Regions from separate parts of the Homo sapiens genome. Here region 2 is linked to region 1. The links are chromatin loops, found by intact Hi-C in ENCODE. Cell type or tissue: HCT116. All regions are shown on one strand. Each heading gives the region's core, and the rest is flanking DNA. Links, peaks and the distances in the headings are about the cores only.

Evidence for each region. Peaks named below come from ENCODE experiments on the same cell type or tissue, not always from the same donor. Only the 100,000 strongest peaks of a DNase experiment are listed, where the experiment ranks them.
Region 2: a loop joins it to region 1, with 11 times the contacts of the local background. A loop is called at or near these places in 4 of 110 quality-filtered maps.

What each region holds. Positions count from the first base shown.
Region 1 is chr14:53,050,771-53,058,770 of GRCh38, forward strand. It overlaps DDHD1 (DDHD domain containing 1), which reads right to left. Exons shown (of 13, transcript NM_001160148.2): 9 at 7,707-7,856; 10 at 4,890-5,142; 11 at 3,668-3,859; 12 at 1,074-1,157. Among named protein-coding and RNA genes, the nearest start is that of DDHD1, 99 kb to the right of the region's middle. In HCT116, for the core only: a CTCF peak has its summit at 4,325 (motif pointing left); a DNase peak (open chromatin) is centred at 4,311.
Region 2 is chr14:52,917,673-52,929,572 of GRCh38, forward strand. It overlaps FERMT2 (FERM domain containing kindlin 2), which reads right to left. Exons shown (of 15, transcript NM_006832.3): 3 at 1,451-1,684. LOC105370500 (a long non-coding RNA gene) reads left to right here. Exons shown (of 3, transcript XR_943867.3): 3 at 10,685-11,900. Among named protein-coding and RNA genes, the nearest start is that of FERMT2, 27 kb to the right of the region's middle. RefSeq lists an enhancer at 947-1,056 and a silencer at 8,139-8,433. In HCT116, for the core only: a CTCF peak has its summit at 6,572; no DNase peak of the experiment used is centred there.

The DNA.
Region 1 (8,000 bases), core at 1-8,000:
TTACCATCTGAATCATTTTGTGTAGTTATGACTACAGGTTTAACTACTTAGGTAGCTAGGTAGGATGGTTTTGAGATACTGGATATATGGGCTACTTGGTTGCAGGACAAATATGAATGAATTAATTTTCCTTTCTCCAACCAAAAATGCAAAAAACATAAATAAAATTATTTATTTATGAAACAGGCTGGCTTGGGCAGAGACCAGAGACAGCACTTATGTAAGATAATTTCTTAAGGGGAATTCACTGAGTTAGATCAACGCAAACTGAAGTAATGTAAGAGTTTTTTTTTTTTTTTACTTGAAAAAATTTATGAAAATTGGTGATCAAATAAAGAAACTGTAAAATGAGATTTGGTTAAAACATTAAAAGAAAAAAAATCCCACAAAGCCCTGTAACGTGTTTTGTCAAAGACAAAATCCAGCATTTTTTTTTTTAAAAGAGAAGCTGTGGAAAAAGAATCAGAAGTTAGTCATAAAAATAATTTTAAACTGCTAAAGTTAATCCATAGTGATACATTTAGAATATACTGAAAATTAAGAGATTAAAAATATCTCTTACATCCAAGAATACTGTTTTTAAAAGTGAATGTACTCCCCTAAACTACATTAAATATCTGTGTTGAAAGCAATCAGCTATGACATACCTACAACCCTAAGTGGTAAATTTACTGATACCTGAAATAACCAAGAATGATGACATTCTTTGTACTATTAGAAACCCTTTTATATCTAAATGTATTAAATGAAAAGAAATAGCAAACCTCTTTGGAGCCTTTAGGACAATAAAGAAGGAAGAAAATGACCTTATGCTTTTCTTCAGGTTCCTTCTTTGTAGAAGTATACACAAATATACTTTAGCACATTAAGTGGCTAGTCAATTTTCAGGTTTCAGAACCACTACCATTTAAGACTAGAAAATATGGGATGAAAATACACATAAAATAGTCTGTAATGGTAACACTGAAGCTGGGATCTCATAGAAGAACTGATCCAATTTTTCAATAAGCAGAAGAACTCTAAGTAGATCATTTTTATAGTATTCTGAATGCTATTCCTGACATATACCATACCGAGGGCATTATCTTTATTCTGCATTACATTTTCCGGAAAAAGAAGTTGTGGGAGATTAAAGAACGATTCTTGAAGTCTGAAATCTGTGAAAAAAAAACACAAGATGCTGTAAAGGGTTGGCTGATGATTAAAAATGGCCTTCAATGATGTAGTGGCCAAAAGTTAGAACAATACTCCCAAATAAACTGACTAAATCTAGCATACATAAAGTAGTACACATCTTAATTTTTGTAAGGAGCTCTTTCATGGAAAATGTAAGCATAACTAACTTGAAATATAATCTCATAATCTGTTAACACCCAGATAGTCCCCAAATTCATAGCTAATTTAGTTCCTAACCTAGATGCAAAACAATGCTAAAAGAAACAGATCTTTGCATTATATGTTAGAAAAGAAGTCTAGACTTTTCAAAAGAAGAATAGCTAGGTAAGATGCTTCAACTGGATGAAAATAAAATAGGTTTCAATTGACAACACTAGTTCTTCACATAAAGAAACAGACAGATCATGAATTCTAAGCCTGTGCCCCATTTTACCCTCAAATAGCAAGTGAATCAAAGTCGGTAGCTTCAGAATAAAGGTTATCCAGAAGAACTGAGGCAATTAATGTAAGTAGAAGGAAGAAAGGAGGGAAGCCAGAATCACCTAATCACAATGACCAAATTTCAGAAAGAAGATTTAATGAAGAAAAGTTTTATGATTTGCACGATATAGCCAAGACAGCACTTAACGACGAGAAATTATGACGATTACACAGATTACATTATTGAAGCAAGCCAAATAATTAGTAAAGCAAATCTTGGGAATAGGATTTAAAAGGCAGAATCTTATTATAATAGTCCAATTTTAATAGTTATATCTATATCTAGAGGTGAATATGTGTAATATGTATAATATATAAGTATGTGTAATATGTGAATATGTGTAAGACTCATAATTACCTCATATTGAGTCTTGTTGACTATTTTACCATTCGGACTATCAAAGAATTTATGTGTAAGAATGACATAGTATGTATTTTGTTAAGCTCTCAAAATAAAAAGATGCAATACAGCTATGCACCTCTACTAACTGCTGTTCTGGAAGAAAAAACTGGGGGTTTCTCTATTATTTTGAAATTACTATGTTAAACAGAAAAAAAAAACCTAAAAAAGTTTTATTCCCTCAGAGCCTGTAGATTCTATACATACGTTTTCATTACCCTTTTTCTAGGGGGTTAAACCCTACCCTGCTCTTCTTGCTCCCTCCCTCACTCTGATGTTTACTAGCACTACTGTTGCACATTAATGACATTACAGAGAACCATGACTTTTTACCTGCTACCTTACAAAATTCTTTGAAATTAATTTTCTTCAGCAGTTAGAGTTTTCTTGACATCTGCATGTCACGACAGAATTTTGTATTTTCACAATCACATTTTTGATATTAAGTAGAAAAGGAAACAAGTCAGAAATAGTATGAGAACTCTTATAGAAGGTAAAATATATTTAATGCAAATATCAAAGTCTAAAAAAGAATTTTCCAGACTTGCAATTATAAAATTTTCAGTGTCCAGAGTCTGGCACAGATATAATTAAATTAAAAATGCTGTTGGCCCAAGTAGGAATGTTCAACCCTATTAATAATTCATCCTGGAGTGGAGTTGACTGTGGAAGAATTATTCAGCCTCTAGGAGTGTCACACCTGAACTTTCTAAGGATGGATGGCAATGAATGCCATCATTTTACAATTTAGAGTAGCAGACACAGTAAGAACACAATACTCTAAGTAACAAATAAAATCTGTTTAAAAATTTCTAGAGAAAGAAAAGTTTTCTCCCTGCTATAGTTACAGAAAAGGAGTAGCTAGTTTCAGAATTTATATTTCATTATAGGTGTCAATGAAAAAATAGGACTTGACGTTTTAGTTTTATTTTACTAGACACCTAAAAATAATGTTCAAGTTCAGACTCTTGGAAGTAAATATATACTAAGTGTATTCGTGTTTCACAACTACTCAACATTTCAAACTTTCTAAGTCCACCGGAGAAAGCTTAAAGATCCATATAATGCTAAGTCCAACATAACTATCCATTTATTTACTCATTTTTTCAATATCTGCTTTACACTAGGTAGCTGGGATAGAATTGGAAGCCATTCAGCAGATCCAATAAAATTTCTAAGCTTTGAATAGAAGTAGGATGACTTTGGTATAGCAGTTTTTAAAGTCTCAAGACCAGATACAGCATAGATCTAAAGCAATAATTACACGATTTTTGAGACTGAGAAGATCACATTAGTAAAAATCTACTTTATAAACTTCAGGGGGTACTTACCCTAAAGAGATTTGTTTTATGCTTGATGGTTAAGACCTTGTGCCACAAGGCCCTAATTACTAATATTCTATTAATTCATCAATGCAGAAAGTAAAACTGCATTTTCCTGGAAATTATTCTTAAAAATATAAGCAGAAGGAAAGCATTTTTTTCTTTCAAAGTTAAGGCACACTTTAGATCTTAGAGTTGACTAGCTAGTATTAATATTTTATACCTCCCTGCCCTCCCCAAGTTTTAAAAAGATACAGTATCAACTTAAGGAAATAATGTATGAACTAACATGCAGAATCGAGGAAGCCAGAACTGCTATGTGGAAGGGTCTGTGTCCCTACGGTGGTAGCAGAAGGTGAGGCAACTGGCTTCTTCTCATCTTCCATTGAGTCTTTTGATGTTTCAGATGACTGTGTTGTAGATGAACGTCCAAATCTTGAGAACAACATTCCTCCAAGTCCCTTTCCAATGCTAGCAGCCCCTGTATTTCACAAAGCAGGGTAGTCATTCTGTTGAATCACACCACACTCTAAGCTAAAGAGCACCACCCATAATTATAGCCAACTGGCAGAGGGACCAAACCCTAGTCATGTTTTTCCAGGGTGGGAACATAAGAAAATTATAATTTATATTGCAGGTTTCTAAATAAAAATGGTGAATAGAATGAGAGTTGTATAAGCTCTAGGAATATAACACAGGAATATATAAACAAAGGAATAAAGATTCTATTTTATTCAAGTGATCATGGTTTATTAAAATATTTGGCAAGATTAAAGTCTTTGATAAAAGAACCATGCCATTGACATGAGTATAGATTTACTATTGATATACTTACTACTGAATTTAAATGGACATGTAAGAAAAAGCCATCAATAAACAATGTATTAACATGAGAAAGTAAAACAGCCAATGAGTCCAGGAGATAAAGCCTATTTATAGTGCCACCTTGTGGTATTTTACATTAAGGCAACTTGTAACCAAAGGCAATGGACAGATTCAAATACCACATAATCGAGTTCCAGTGATACAGCAAACATTGTGCCAGTACTGGAGATCATTCAAAGAAAAATTAAACATCCTTGTTGCCCTCAGGAATCACACAGTTTGAGAGACTTTTAGAATAGATCAGAGAACTGGTTGACAGGGAGCACCCTCTGACACAAGTGCTTTCTCATTTCACAGATGAGCAAGTAGAGCATTAAAAACTATATTATTTACTCAAGATCTCACAGCAAGTGGTAGGACCAAGATTAAAATGAGGGACTTGATTCTCATAACAGCTTTTTCTGGTCCATCCAGCTATCTTATATTCTAAAACTATAAGATCTGATCTAATCAGAGAACTTTAGAGCTTTTTGGGCCTCAAATATGAACATTGGGAGGGTAGTTAATTCTAGACACAGGGATTAACTGCTGGGAGTTTCCTAATACATAGAATACTTCTAGTCCCCCAAACTTATGTCTAGGAAAGTGCTTATATGCATAGATAAGGAATACATAAGAGAAATTACCTAATATGCTTGCTTTGCCTATATTTGTTATAGATTCTCCATAGTGTCGGCGGGACAAAACTGGTGAGGTCACAGGGCTTGGTATGGTTGAAATGCCTTCATTCTCTGAAACTGAGGTAGGTTCTTTAGCTGGGTTGAGAAAGCTTGGCTTCATATGTTCATAAGGTAAAGGATTTGAAGTATTGTACCAGTGGATCTGGACAGGTGAAATGTTGCTGTAGTGTTTCAGTATTAATGGTTCTAATCTATAAGCCTTGATTTAAAAAAAAAAATTCAAAGAAACACAGTGTTAAATCACAATGCTTGGATTTTAGTAAACTGTTCTTACTCTACTGCATGTTAAGTAAACCTCCGAGAAGGAATTTAATTAAAAAACAATAGCTATTTCAAACATGTATTTCTATTTGTTCACTGTTAATATGCACTTGATCTAATGATGAGATTATGAAAAACAGTCTAGGCTAATAGTGTCTATCAATTAGTTTTTCAGAGAAATATTTTTATTATGTTCTGATATGTAACAATTAGATTTATTTTAGTCTTAGGAGCAAAGTTGAAGTAGTAGATGGTAATCCTGGGAAACAGCAAATAAGGCCAATTTTTAATATTTTAGGAGCTCTATTTAAGCTCTGTTTTAAAATAGATTGATACAGTAACAGCATAAATCAGATGCCAGCATAAGAGCATCTGTCTGATGTGAAGTAGCAATGAGACAGCAGAAAAGGCAATGGATACGGCATCAGAATCCCCCAAATTCATATTCTGGTTTCTATCACTTATTTTTTAATTTACATTTTTAGAAAATTTTATTTTTTAAGATGGAGATGGGGTCTCGCCTTGGTGCCCAGGCTGGTCTCAAACTCCTGGGCTCAGGCAATCCTCCCACCTCAGCCTCCCAAAGGGTTGGGATAATAGAGAGCCACTGCGCCCAGCCTCTGTCACTTATTAATTGCATGATGCTTGTTAAGTCACTAGGTCTCGGAGCCCTGAGTTTCCTGAGCTGTAGAAAGGAGGTAACACTTCCTCTCTTACAGAGATGTGAGAAAGAACAGATAACATTTGTAAAAACTGCCTTGCACCGTTCTGACGTAAACTATTTAACAAAGTATTAATTTTTTTAAAAATCACAGAAAAACTATAAAATGAATAATAAAAATTTAAGAGTTTGGAATCCTCCTTTAAAGTTACAACAAAGTTTAAGTTATACAAAGGACAGGGCTCAGAGCAGACCTATGAACTGAAATTCACTTTCAAGTTACGAGACAATGAATAAAATGAGTATATGTTAATGAAATGCTTATTGTCTAGCTGGGTGTATATATATTTTACTTAATCCTAACAATCCTAGAAGGCAAAATATTATCATCTACATCATACAGATAAGATACAATCTCAGAAATAACTTGCCCAGGATTGTGCAGTTTGTATTTGAATCTTATATTAAACTTCCAGTTCAGTGAAGTTAATATGGCAGTTGTAAGTCTTTAACATATGAGAGATTTTCTAAAATTCGAATGGTTAGTCAATGTTATATTTATTTGGTACTAGCTAAAAGGATCCTTTAAAAGACTTTCCACAATTATATGAAGCTATTTTTTCAGAGAATAAATGCTATTTAAAATAGTTTAATATTTAGTTAAACCAGCCTTGTCCCAAAGAAGTATTAAGGGGGCATTTTTCTTGTCTGAAAATCTTACTTGGCATTACACTGTTTAACAGGATGCAAGGTTCTTGGAGTGCTTCCATTAAAAAAAATATTTACAGCATAAACATAATAGAGAATAGAAAAATCCAACATCTTACAATTCTATTAGGCTATAATAAAGTTTTATTTTGATGTTCAGTATTTGAATATTTTCATTTTTCAGAGAGTCTACAAAATACATTCCAATATTGTAGCATACTTTAGATTAAAAAAGTATTTAGAGCAGGATTTTTAAGATTTATGGTTTCTAGGTTACTGGTATTACAATTGGTTAAGGTTTGAAAGTCCAGTAGACTCCTGTCTCTTGTACTAACTGTCTGGGAATAATATTTTTACATTACACTCTTGTATTACAGGTGCAACATAACCAGACCATCTCTAAGGTACTTTATCTCATGAGCCCTAAATTAACCAAAACACACGTTTAATAATCAGATAAATGAAGTGTTTTCATTAATTCGATGGCACCTTGTAAGATGTCTTAGACAGATTTTTACTTTTTGGAGACAGAGTCTCGCTCTATTGCCCAGGCTGGAGTGCAGTGGCACAATCTCGGCTAACCGCAACCTCTGCCTCCCAGGTTCAAGCAATTCTATTGCCTCAGCCTCCCGAGTAGCTGGGATTACAGCCGTGCCCAGCTAATTTTTTGTATTTTAGTAGAGATGGAGTTTCACCATGTTGCCCAGGCTAGTCTCGAACTTGAGCTCAGGCAGTCTGCCTGCCTTGGCCTCCCAAAGTGCTGGGATTACAGGCATGAGCACCACGCCCGGCTTTTTTCTTTTTGTTTGAGATGGAGTCTCACTACTCTGTCACCCAAGCTGGAGTGCAGTGGCATGATCTTGGCTCAGTCCAACCTCCACCTCCCAGGTTCAAGTGATTCTCCTGCCTTACAGGCACCCACTACCACGCCCAGCTAATTTTTGTATTTTTAGTAGAGATGAGGTTTCACCACATTGGTCAGGCTGGTCTTGAACTCCTGACCTCAGATGATGCGCCCGCCTCAGCCTCCCAAAGTGCTGGGATTACAAGCGTGAGCCACTGTGCCCAGCTGATAGATTCTTTTTAGGAACAATTTGACATTGAGAAAAAAAAGAGTCTATATTGCAACTCACCACTGGATCTGTAGGATGAAAAATATTTAGTAACCGGTTACAAATCTCTCTAGGCAAAATATGGTCTTGACTTCCAGTATTTCCTGGGCGGATGCCACGCAACGCCAAGAAAACTGCTAATGGGGATCCCATACAGAAGAAATTCTCAACCTAAAATGATAAAGTCATCTTAAAGTTTAAAAATGGTGAAGTGTTATCTTTCAACAAAATTTGGGCATAACGTAATATATGGCAAAATACAAATAATAAAATATCTTTGAGTATATTCGTTTTTAATAAGAGTTATCCAGATGG
Region 2 (11,900 bases), core at 1,955-9,954, 130 kb before region 1:
ATCCATAACAGTGCTAGGAGACAGGAAACTACAGTAAGAGGGTAAATAATGAGTGATTCTTGAAGACAGAAAAAAGTTGGTATTGGTTTAAGGGAAGCCACAGCCCAAACTAAACACAAGAAATGGGTGAGGATTCAGACTCCTCCAAGCTCCAAGCCTACAGGCATAAGCAGCAGGCAGGGCTCTGGGTTAAGAGGTAGGTAGTCTCAGCACCTCCATACTGTCCACAGGTCAGTGCTTGAGGCATTGTACAGGAGCAGCATTTGCCCACAGGCTCTAGCAGTGAGTGTGGGTGCTGACACCAGCAAGGAAGATTGGGTACTCTGGCGCTAGCCCAACTAAAATATTTTCAAATGTTTTCAGCAATATTTAAAACATTTGAAAATGTTGCAGCATTTGCTCTAAGAGTGAAGCAACCTAACTGATCATTAACAGGGAAATGTGGTTATAAATTATACTTGATCTTAGCCAAAAAGGCCAAGAAGTAATTGGATGTAAATTAATAGTACGTCTATACTCTGAATTACAGCTTAAAAGAATGTATAACACATAGAAAGATCTCTAAGACATTACTAAGTTTAAAAAATACATATAAAATGCTCCTATTTATTAAAAAAAATCCGATATGTATGGACAAATAAATGCATAGAAAATCACCAAACTGTCAAGAATGATTACTTAGGGGAAGGGGGAGCTTACTATGTATGTCTATATTCATTGATTCTTTTACAACAGAGTGTATTTATAAATTACTAGTATAATTTAAAAATTTAACATGAATAAAAAACTGCAGTACTTTATTTGGAATTAAAATATGAGAAGTCACTAAATGTATCTTTAACCAAGAATTTCTCAAATAGGAAAAAATACAGCAGAGTTCTGCACTAGTGGTAGTGACAGCAGTTCACATTTTCTCAGATGGTTGAATACTTCCTGTCATATGACATAACTGGGTCAGCCAAAGTAACCCACATCTCATTTCAGAATGCATAAATAGAAATACTACAGAGATGTTCAAATTGTAGACTGGTGAAGGAAGACAACACTCATAGTCATTTCCTTAGGAGCTGTGTCAGGCCTTCAATGGAGGAAGTGACACAATCTGCCTGAATCACTAAAATCAAATAGTGACTTATGTGAAGGAAACATTGCAAAGCCATGTATGTTCCCCTGAAAATAGTGCCTGTTCCTTTAACCTCTCCATAAAAATAAAGTATTAAATATCAGATACAATTCTAGTAAGGAAAGAATCTCTACTAGGTTCTTCCTGTTCCACCTTAACCCAGCATTTATCTTAATATAAAAACTTTAATGAAGTAGAAATTTCACACACATACATATATACAGATAGTTCAGCCCATGCCCCATCCCTTGGGATAAGCTATGTCAGTCATCGGTCATCTGTACATCACATAACTCGTATTTTAAGAAGAATTTATGTAATACTTACTAAAAGTCTTACAGATGTCAGAAACAGCTTTGAAGACTCTATCAGAGAAATTCACTTTCACCTTCACATACTTCATGTTGGGAAGCTGCAGGCGGAGCAGTTTGTGCTGAGGGGTGAACTGAAGCTTAGCATCTGCCTGAATACCATACTTATCTAAGGTCCAATGTGTCTTCAGAAGCCAAGTTCTCTTCTTTTCCCACCAGAGAGCATGGTCAGACCAATCTTTTTTTACATCTATAAAAAACAAACAATAAACAAATCACTTAAAAATCACCAAGGTGATTTTGAGAAATTAAAAGCAGAAAACTAGATAATTGGGTATTTAACAGCAATAATTAACTACTAAGTTACTGTTATGTGACAGGTACAAAAGAAACATTAACAGCTGAGAAAACACGCTCTGTCCTGAAAAGCCAGTACACAAGGCAGCTGAGGCAGAATATATAGGGCAACTAAGAATGTTTGAGTCAACTACAAAATGGGACACATGGATGACAGAGAAAGTACCCTCTTATTCTCAGAAAACAGAATCCTGAGGGCTAGAATAGGAAGGATTAATAAAGACAAGGAGTTGGTGGGCTTGGAACTCGTCCTATAGGAATGGACAATAACATTCTGATGAGAAACTGAACAGACTGTGGTTTATGAAGTTGCAGAAATGTGTGAAGGTGAATAATGGGTGGTGAAAAGATGGGGAACCAAAGTGAACAGAGACCAATATCCTAGGTGAAGAGGAGGAACAGGGAAAACACCCATGAGAAACACTATAACTTAAGAGAAAGCTCTAAAAATAAAAAAATAAAAAACTACATTCTGGCCACATGTGCTCTCCCAAATAGATCCCCGAAAATGGATCTAAAGTCACACTGCCCAACATTTTTCTCTGAGCACGTTTTGGTACAAGTATAACAGGAAACATTAATATCTGTTCAACTATTTAACAGCCTTATGCAACTAAATGAAACCAAATAAAGAAAAGAATGTAATTTACACAAGATTTAGCTACCCCCAGATAAGGCAGGTCGTAACAATAAACTTGTAGCAGTAAAATCCAACTTCAACTAGTTATTTATTTACTTATGACTAGGATAGGAAGTTGGTTTTTAAAGCTGCAATCAAAGTAAAGACTGCTGGGATCAACTGTATGTTAAACTTACTAAGTGCCAAAAAAAGGGAAAGTGATGTTTCAAAAAACAAAACAAAACAAAACACACACAAAAAGAACAGGCCCAGCGTGGTGGCTCATGCCTGTAATCCCAGAACTTTGGTAGGCTGAGGCTGGAGGATCGCTTGAGCCCATGAGTTCGAGACCAGGCAAGGCAACATGGTGAAGTCCCATCTCTATAATTTTTTTTTTTTTAATTAGCCAGGCATGGTGGCATGTGCCTGTAGTCCCAGCTACTCAGGATGCTGAGGTAGGAGGATCACTTGAGCCCATAAGGTCAAGGTTGCAGCGAGCTGTGATGTGAAACTACATTCCAGCCTGGGCAAGGGAGCGAGACTCTGTCTCAAGGAAAACAACTTCCAGGGGAAGGAAAAACATGTGAATGCTGGGCACAGTGGCTCACGCCTATAATCCCAAAACTTTGGGAGGCTGAGGCGGGCAGATCACTTGAGCCCAGGAATTCAAGACCAGCCTGGACAATGTGGTGAAACCCCATCTCTACAAAAAATTAGCTGGGCATGGTACATGTGCCTGTAGTCCCTGCTACTCAGGTGGCTGAGGTGGGAAGATGGACTGAACCTGGGAGGTAGATCAAGGTTGCAGTGAGCTGTGATTGCACCACCGTACTCCAGCCTGGGTGACAGAGCGAGATCCTACCTCAAGAAAAAAAAAAGTGAATAATTTTTTGCAAATAAAAATTAAAACTATCATGCTTCTGAGATAAAGCTCATTTTAATATAGTCGTACCTTTAAAAAGAGTTTATCAACTTTAAGACATTTAAAAGTATGTATTAATCTAGAAATTGAAACACACACACACATAACTAGTCTATCCCTAAATAAAAAATCAGATTTCCACATTGATTATATGGCTGAAACACCTTCTACAATGGTGAAATTTACTTGATACGACTGAAGTTCTCATTATGGAAGAAACATGCCACAGGTAGAAAAAGACTTTCAATTCTCCAGACATTAAAAACCTATTTTAATCAATAAGTATTTTAATGGGAGAATTACGGCTACAGCTACTTGTGATCGTATTACCATTTTGAAATTTCAACATCTGTGGTTTTGGCAAAGTCCTGCCAATCATGTTATTTGAAGTTTGGCAAAAGAATGCATGTAACTGCTATTTTATAACTACTTGCTTAACAGTGATACTTAATTGTATATAGTACCCTACACCCTACTTTCTAGCACAGAATTTGCCAACTAACTTTTGGAAACAGAAAATTCTGATCTACCTTATAGAAGACAACCAAGGTTAGATGACTGATCACATATTACTTTTCTTTCCAGGAACAGAAAACTAAGGGCAGAAAAAGATAACCTGCAAAGAATGCTGGTAATCAAGTAGAGTTACTGTTGAGCTGAACTGAATGATCGGTAGGTAGTATATATAGGCTGAGCCTCCCTAATGTGAAACTCTGAAATCCAAAATGCTCAGAAAACAGGGGAAAAAAAAAAGTTTTAGACTTTAGAACATTTCAGATTTCAGATTTTTGGATTACGAATGCTCAACCGGTTAAGTACAATACAAATATTTCAAAATTCAAGATCAGAAACACTCTGGTCTCAAGCTTTCAGATAAGGAATATTCAACCTGTAATACTTTCTTTCTCACATCTAGTGTCAATGTCACCCACTAAGGAAGCTCCATCATATACTCCCCGTGGGGAGGCAAGGAGAAAAAGAGCTGTAAGAGCACTATGAGTCCACCAGCACATGTCACTTGGGTTCCTCCAGAAGGCATCCCTGACCTAAGAACTTGGGTGCAAGCAGCTTATTTGTGGGAAGGAAATCCCAGGAAGCACACTTGAGGGGATCAGTGAAAGTGAGATGGGGAGAAAAGCCAACTGGAGGTTCCTCACTGCTGTGAGCACCTGCAGTTCAGTCCTTCAGGGCATGCCTCAGAACTCTCCCACAGAGGAGAAAGATGAGGTATCTCTCCACTTCCTTGTTAAGGGTTACTCCTGGGGCCATTACATTAAAAACTCTTAACACTTCTTGGCTGCCAGCATGGGGCTGGCTGCCCTGCACTCAGGCAGAGCAAGCTCAGAGATCCCTGCACCTAAGGAAAAGAGCTTGTCAGCATGTTGGGGATCTGCCCACCAGGAGTGCAGGTGAACTACAGTGAAAGAGGGGGGCCTCCATAGCACCTGTTACAGCCTGAAAGGAATGTTTATTAAATTAAAAAAAAAAAACAGCTGTTTTATTGTAGAAGCAGGGCGCTGCAAAGACATAATAAAAGACAGGCTCAAACAATGTGGCCCAGGAGTAGGTGCTAAAACATAGAGGGCAAAGACACTAACGTGATAAGGAGCTTTTGGGTACAAAATTTACATATGGACACTAATAAAGAGGTAATGTGCCACCAACCACAAAATCTAAAGAATTTTTATAATGTGAGGTATGAAAAGGACTACTGGTCAAGAACTCGACTTTCCAAGTCAAAACTACATAAATGTGAAGCTGGAGGTTAGCAAACTATGAATGGCCCAAGGACCAAATCCTGCCTTCTGCCTTTTTATGGCTCACTAGCTAAGAACAGTTTTTGTACAGTCATGAGTCACTTAACAAGGGGGATAAGATCTGAGAAATGCGATGTTTGGCAAGTTCACTGTTGTGTGAACATCAACGAGCGTATTCACAAACCTAGACAGTATAGCCTACTACACACCTAGGTTATATGGTATGGCCTCTTGATTCTAGGATACAAACCTGTACATATGTTACTGTACTGAATGCTGTAGGCAACTGCAACACAGTGATAAATATTTGTGTAGCTAAGCATAGAAAAGGTATAGTAAAATTAAGGTATTATTAATCTTATGGGACCACGGTTGTATAGTCTGCTGTAGTTGACTGAAACACTGTTACATGGCTCCTGACTGTATTTTTAACTGGTGGGGGTTGGGGGGGGAATCCAAAGAACAGTATTTTACATAATTTTATATAAAGTTCAAATTTCAATGCCCATAAACAGTTTTATGAAACACAGCCACACTACTCTGTTCACACATTGTCTATGTCTACTTCTGCACCACAACATTAGACACAGACTGCATGGCGGCCCACAAAGCCCAAAAGCCCAAAATACCTACTATCCATACTTAAGAAAAAAGAAAGAAAAGAAAAGAAAACTTTGCAGGCCCCTGTTGTAAGCAGTGTTATCTTGCACTTAGATAATGGTACAATAAAATCTCAATTTTCCATCAATTAGGCTTCCAACTGTGACCTCAGAAACATATATCTCCCCTGATACTCATCCTTCCCTTTAAAACCTGTCCCTCCCCCATGAATTCCACCTCAGTTTCTCATCAAAGGAGCTATCAACCTGCACCCACCAAGAGAAGGGGATAGGATCCAAAGATTACATACTGGACATCCTATGAGTGGTCCGTTTACCCACAGAAAAAAAATAAGCTCTCTTACTGACTGGCAACGCTGGTAAAACTAGTCTTTTTTACCCAGAGAAACTAGTGGATGAGTAACAATATAGAAAAAAAATTACACAAAATAAAAGCAGAAATAGGAGACCAGAAAAAAATCAGAAGTGTCAATACCACTCATGGCAAAAGATAAAAACAGAAAAGTAGGTGTTCTGACAGCGAAGTAGAAGACAGTGTTAGAAGATGGGTAAGCTGGACTGTGGGGGCTTGTGACTTATGTTCAAATACTGGGCTTTTCAGTAGCATTCCTGAAGACTCAACACACTACCAACCTAGTCAGCACTACTTGCAGAGTAATCACTACCACAGAATAAGAACATCAGACGTGCTGAATTCGTGAATTCAACAAATACCTGTTGAACATGTACTGTGTGCAAGAAGGCACTGTTCTAGTGCTAGAGATATGATGATGAACAAAACAAAGTTCCAGCACCATTGAGGGAGACCAAGGTGGCTAGAGGAGAGGAAATGGAGATCAGCAGGAGGTGGCATCAGAGAGCCAGGCAGGAGCCTTGTAGGTCACAGTGCATGGTTTAGGTGTTACTATGTATGAGATAAGGCCCTAGAGCAGTAGTTTTCTGCCTGATTGGCATTAGAATCATCTGAGCAGCTTTTAAAAAATACTGATGCCTGGCCCCACCCTAAACTAGGGCTATTTTGGTTTGTGAACAGCTGTCTGTATTTTTTTTATGGGCAGATACTCCACCACCTTGGTGACATCTCTCAAACCAAATATATCAGAATCTCTGTGGGTCTAGGAAATGGTTTTAAGCAGTAGTCACTTGTTTCAAAATCATTACTGATAATTTTGAAGAAGTGTGGTGATGGGGGTATGCAAGAGTTCACTCTTGCAAGAGAGTGTGCAAGAAGTTAATGTGAGAGTGGAAATGACAACCATTTCAGTTATAATGGTTGGGAGGTGAGGAAGTACAAATAAGAAATACAGAAAACTTTTCCTGGATATTTTACTGCAGCAAGGAGAATAATAGCGATCAATAGATAGAATAATAGCTGGTAAATACACAGAATAATAGCTGGTAGATAGAAAGGAAATGGCAGACCCAAGGAGTATTTTTAGCTTCATTTTTAAAAAGGGAAAGCTATTACAGCATTATTTTAAAAGTGGCTGAAATGATTTCGTATTTCAGATCATTTATAATTATTTATAATTATCATTCACTAATTTGCCCTTCAGCAGAGTATCACTTCAAAACTTCCTAAAGACCCGACTGAGCCCCCTCAAACAGGCAAAGCAATGTTTTCCCAACTTCCAGAAAATTAGCTCTTTCTTTGGTGCTGGCTTTATATCACACTACCTATCTTATTTTGAAACTAACAGTATCTCCATATCAAGTCACACAATTGGCTCTGCTCAGACTATCACAAGAACATACCTATTCTATTCATTAGTAGCAAAAACAAATTGTATACACTGATGAAAATCCTGAGAAAAATGATGGTACACCAACTGAGAAGCATTTGCCCAGGCAAGCATAAAAACTAACTGCACATCAAAAAGTACTTAAAGGCCAGGAGCGGTGGCTCACACCTGTAATCCCAGTATGTTGGGAGGCCAAGGTGGGCAAATCACTTGAGGTCAGAAGTTGGAGTTTGAGACCAGCCTGGCCAATATGGTGAAACCCCATCTCTACTAAAAATACAAAAATTAGCTGGGCCTGTTGGTGCACACCTGCAATCCCAGCTACTTGGGAAGGCTGAGGCAGGAGAATGGCTTGCACCCAGGAGGCAGAGGTTGCAGTGAACCAAGACTGTGCCATTGCACTCCAGCCTGGGCAACACAGCAAGACTCTGTCTCAAAAAAAAAAAAAAAAAAAAGCACTTAACTGCACAAATTGTGTATATAGGTGTGTGTGTGAGGTAGTTTATCTCGATGCAGCAACTCTTTTTTCGTTTGAGATGGAGTCTTGCTCTGTTGCCCAGGCTGGAGAGCAGTGATGTGATCTCAACTCATTGCAACCTCCACTTCCCGGGTTCAAGTGATTCTCCTGCCTCAGCCTCTGGAGTAGCTGGGACTACAGACAGGCACCACCACACCCAGTCCAGCTAATTTTTGTATTTTTAGTAGAGGCTGGGTTTCACTCTGTTGGCCAGGCTGGTCTTGAATTCCTGACCTCAAGTGATCCAACCCCCTTGGCCTCCCAAAGTGCTGGGATTACAGGCATGAGCCACCGCGCCCGGCACAGATGCGGTAACTCTTGAAAGCACTTAGTTATCTAGTGTATTACAGCACAGCTTGTCTCTAAAGTGGCAAGTTAAATCATAACAGACTATGCAACTGTAACTTGAAAAACCCACTATGTGCAGAACAGATTTCAGACATCCACACATTGAAGCTTTCCTCTAGCTAAAGACTGAGTAGAAGCATGAACACATTATGATGACTTTAAAATACTTACGAATAATGGCAAGCAAATGAAAATACTACTGTATCACTAAAGTAGTGGTTTAGTTTTCCATGTGGCATCAAAATCCATAATGAAATAACTGTTGATATTCCCTGAATTTGCATAAACTAAAGCTTTGGAAAACTTTCCATACAGGAACTCCCTTACATGTTCTAATCTAGACTCTGGACTATGTTCTAAATAAACATTTCTGATTTCCAGAATGGCAGGCTTGGTATTTCAAACATTAGATGACCAAGTGCAACACACACACACACACACACACACACACACACACACACACACACTCAGCCTGGCACTTGGCCAGAAGTTAGCAAACATCACCGGAGTAGATTCATTCATCTGCATTATAAAACCATTCAAGGCATAGACTACGCTCAAAAACTTGCTCTGAGAGTCCATTTCTCCAAGGTCATGATTTTCAGTTATCCTCCAGGTACAGGCCAACTTTTATTCAGTATATCTTATATTTTAAATTTTGATGTTAAACTTTCAGAAGTAACCCATCACAAATACAAGCTTTCTCAAAAAGGCTCGGGGGTGGGGCGTGGGGGGTAAAAAGCTGTACTATTATGAAGCCATCACTTGTTTTCCTTCTCTGGGGAAGAAAAGGGATTTTATGATTTACTTATAAATTTGGCTTGTTTAGTAATTCTTTTAAGACAAGAACTACTTATAGTTTACTATACCTAGCAAAATTCTAACTTCTATAATAAATTTTAGTAAAATATCTTAATTCTTCAAAACATTTTGCCAGCATTCTGGAAAGAATTATTTCTGTGTCCCTCCTCCCTTATTTAACAGATCCCATCACACCGTATCACGTGCACATAACAGTATCTGACAGACACTCAAACTCCTATCATTAACATTGCAAATTGCTACAACATTGACTGAATCAACAAAAATATCCTCCCTCAACTGTAACAGAATGCTCCTCAAATTCAGAAAGTGGTCGTACACTTGCTTTACAAATAAACATCTGTGTATTCTAAGGAACAGAAGGCTTGGGTTTCTCATCATTAGAGGCTGAGTAAATATTGCTTAGTCTACCAAACAGCTTTTGGTATCACAGTGCTCTCCCACTCCATGAGTCACCAAAAAGAAAAAAAAGAAAAAAATACATATTTCAAAGCTTTTTGCTAGAGAAAATATTATGCCCCACTTTATGCAATTCCAGCTTGCTTACACTTAGAAAATATGAGCACAGAGAAGGGAGACATTATTGAAAACATCCTATTTAATGTTTTCCTAATAAGATTACCAATTCCTACTTGACTGTTTGGATACAGGCTACTAAGACGCAATTATTGGCCAGGCTCACGTCTGTAATCCCAACACTTTGGGAGGTTTGAGGTGGGTGGGTGGCTTGAGCCGAAGCGTTCAAGGCCAGCCTGGGCAACATAGCAAAACCTCATCCCTATAAAAAAAAAAAAAAAAAAAAAAAAAAAAAAATCCAGGCATGGTGGCCTGTGCCTGTGGTCCTAGCTACCTGGAGGCTGAGGTGGGAGGACCCCTTGACTCTGGGTGGTCAAGGTTGCATAGAAAGTTGATCAAATCCCACTCCTGTTGTTTCTGCACGAGAGCTGGAGCCTATGCCTTACCACACATCCATGGATATGCCCCAGATTTGACTTGGGCCTTCAAACTTTGCACAGTGGCTGCTACTAACTTTTTGAGATAATATTCAGATTCCTGGAGACTCAGTTCTGCCTCATCTAAACCACCAGAGACCAAACAAAGACCAGCCCAATACCTCTTGGACTTTATTTAATGCCATAATGTTGTCAGACTAAAGAGAAAAATGAAGTAATTCTTTTTTAAAAAAAGAAAGTTGATCAAATAACTTACTTTTTCTTACCTTAAGTAACCACATCTTAAAAATAAGTAAGCAACTTAGAGTTTGGAATGAAGAGGAGGTTAAAATATTACTTTTAGGGAGGATAAATTTCTAGTTGCATATTTTTAAAGTACTAATTCAGGAAAGAAATGCAAAATTTGTTTAGTATTCTCACACGTCCATAAACTAGAAGCAAAGTTTACATTAGATAATCTTTGCTAAGGCAACATGTCATTGTGACTTATAAGCACAGATAACTTTTCTGGGCACGTGACTTATTTCTGATAAATATATACTTTTGTACTCTGCTAATATTGTAATTCTCTGTACCATTTACTTTTGTTTTAGGATCCTCTTGAGCCCCAAATGAGATATAACTATTACCATAATCAAGAGTTGACTGGAGGTAAAGAACACTACAATCCCAGTGTTCTAGTGACAAAGCCACTAAAGAAGCTGGTTCTGACCTACTGTAAGCAAGCCATGCAGACTCAGCAGACCAGAAAACGTCTTTCTCCTGCTTTTCAGGCTACTTGCTCATACCATTTACCTATACCACTTAGTTGCTCATCTATTAAACTTAGAGGACTTTTCCCTCTTTCATTTCATAGCCAGGCAGACTGCCCAAGACACCCTTGGGGAAACCTACTATTTTTTTCTGTCTACCACGGTGTTTCGAACTTCTCACACTTCTGAGAATCCTCCTCCTTCTCAGTAGACAACCATGGATTCTACTGCAGAAAACACAGAAGCCATCAGATTCAAACTCTTTCACCTTCACGCCAACCCATCTATAAGCCTTCTTAAATTTGTACCCAGATGGGCCTCCTGTCTTTGTGTTAACATGAAAAAGTGTCTCTTCCTGTCTATCTAAAGCCAATCCCACCTCCTACGCTCTGCTGCCCTTCCCATCTTCTAGGAACCGTGTGCTTCTTTCCTTACATTGGCTCTCCAGGTGTCTCATCCATTCTCATAGCTTTAAAAGACACTTATTTTCGTCACTGGTGTCAGCAGCCCAACCTTCTACTCAGACGCCAGCCTATACACCCTACTGCCTATCTCACATCTCTTCTTGATGTCCCACAGATAACTCAATTTATCTAAAATGTAACCCAATTTTTTTTCTTATCCCTACTCTTATTATACTAACTAGCACCAACCGTCAACCCAGTTGCTCAAGCTAGGAATCTGAAAGTCATTGATTTTCGCTTTCCCTCATTCCTTACATTTATCAGCAAACTGTCAAATCCACTTCCAAAAATCTCCACTCCAGTCTCCACTGGCACCACCCTATTTCAAGCTGCCATCATCTCTTGCACTGACTACTGCCACAGCCTCCTAACTGGTCTCCTTCATTCCATTCAGCACTTTGCATACAACAGCCAGAGTCATCTTTTCAGCGCTTTCATGCCATTCCCCTGCTGAAAATCCTTTGCAACTGCTTCTAACTGCACTTAAATAAAATCCAAATGCCGTATCAGGTCTACAAAGCCCCACACAATACAGCCTATCTACTCCTCCAAATTTATCCTGTGCTACTCTTCCTTTGCTCCAGCCACACTGG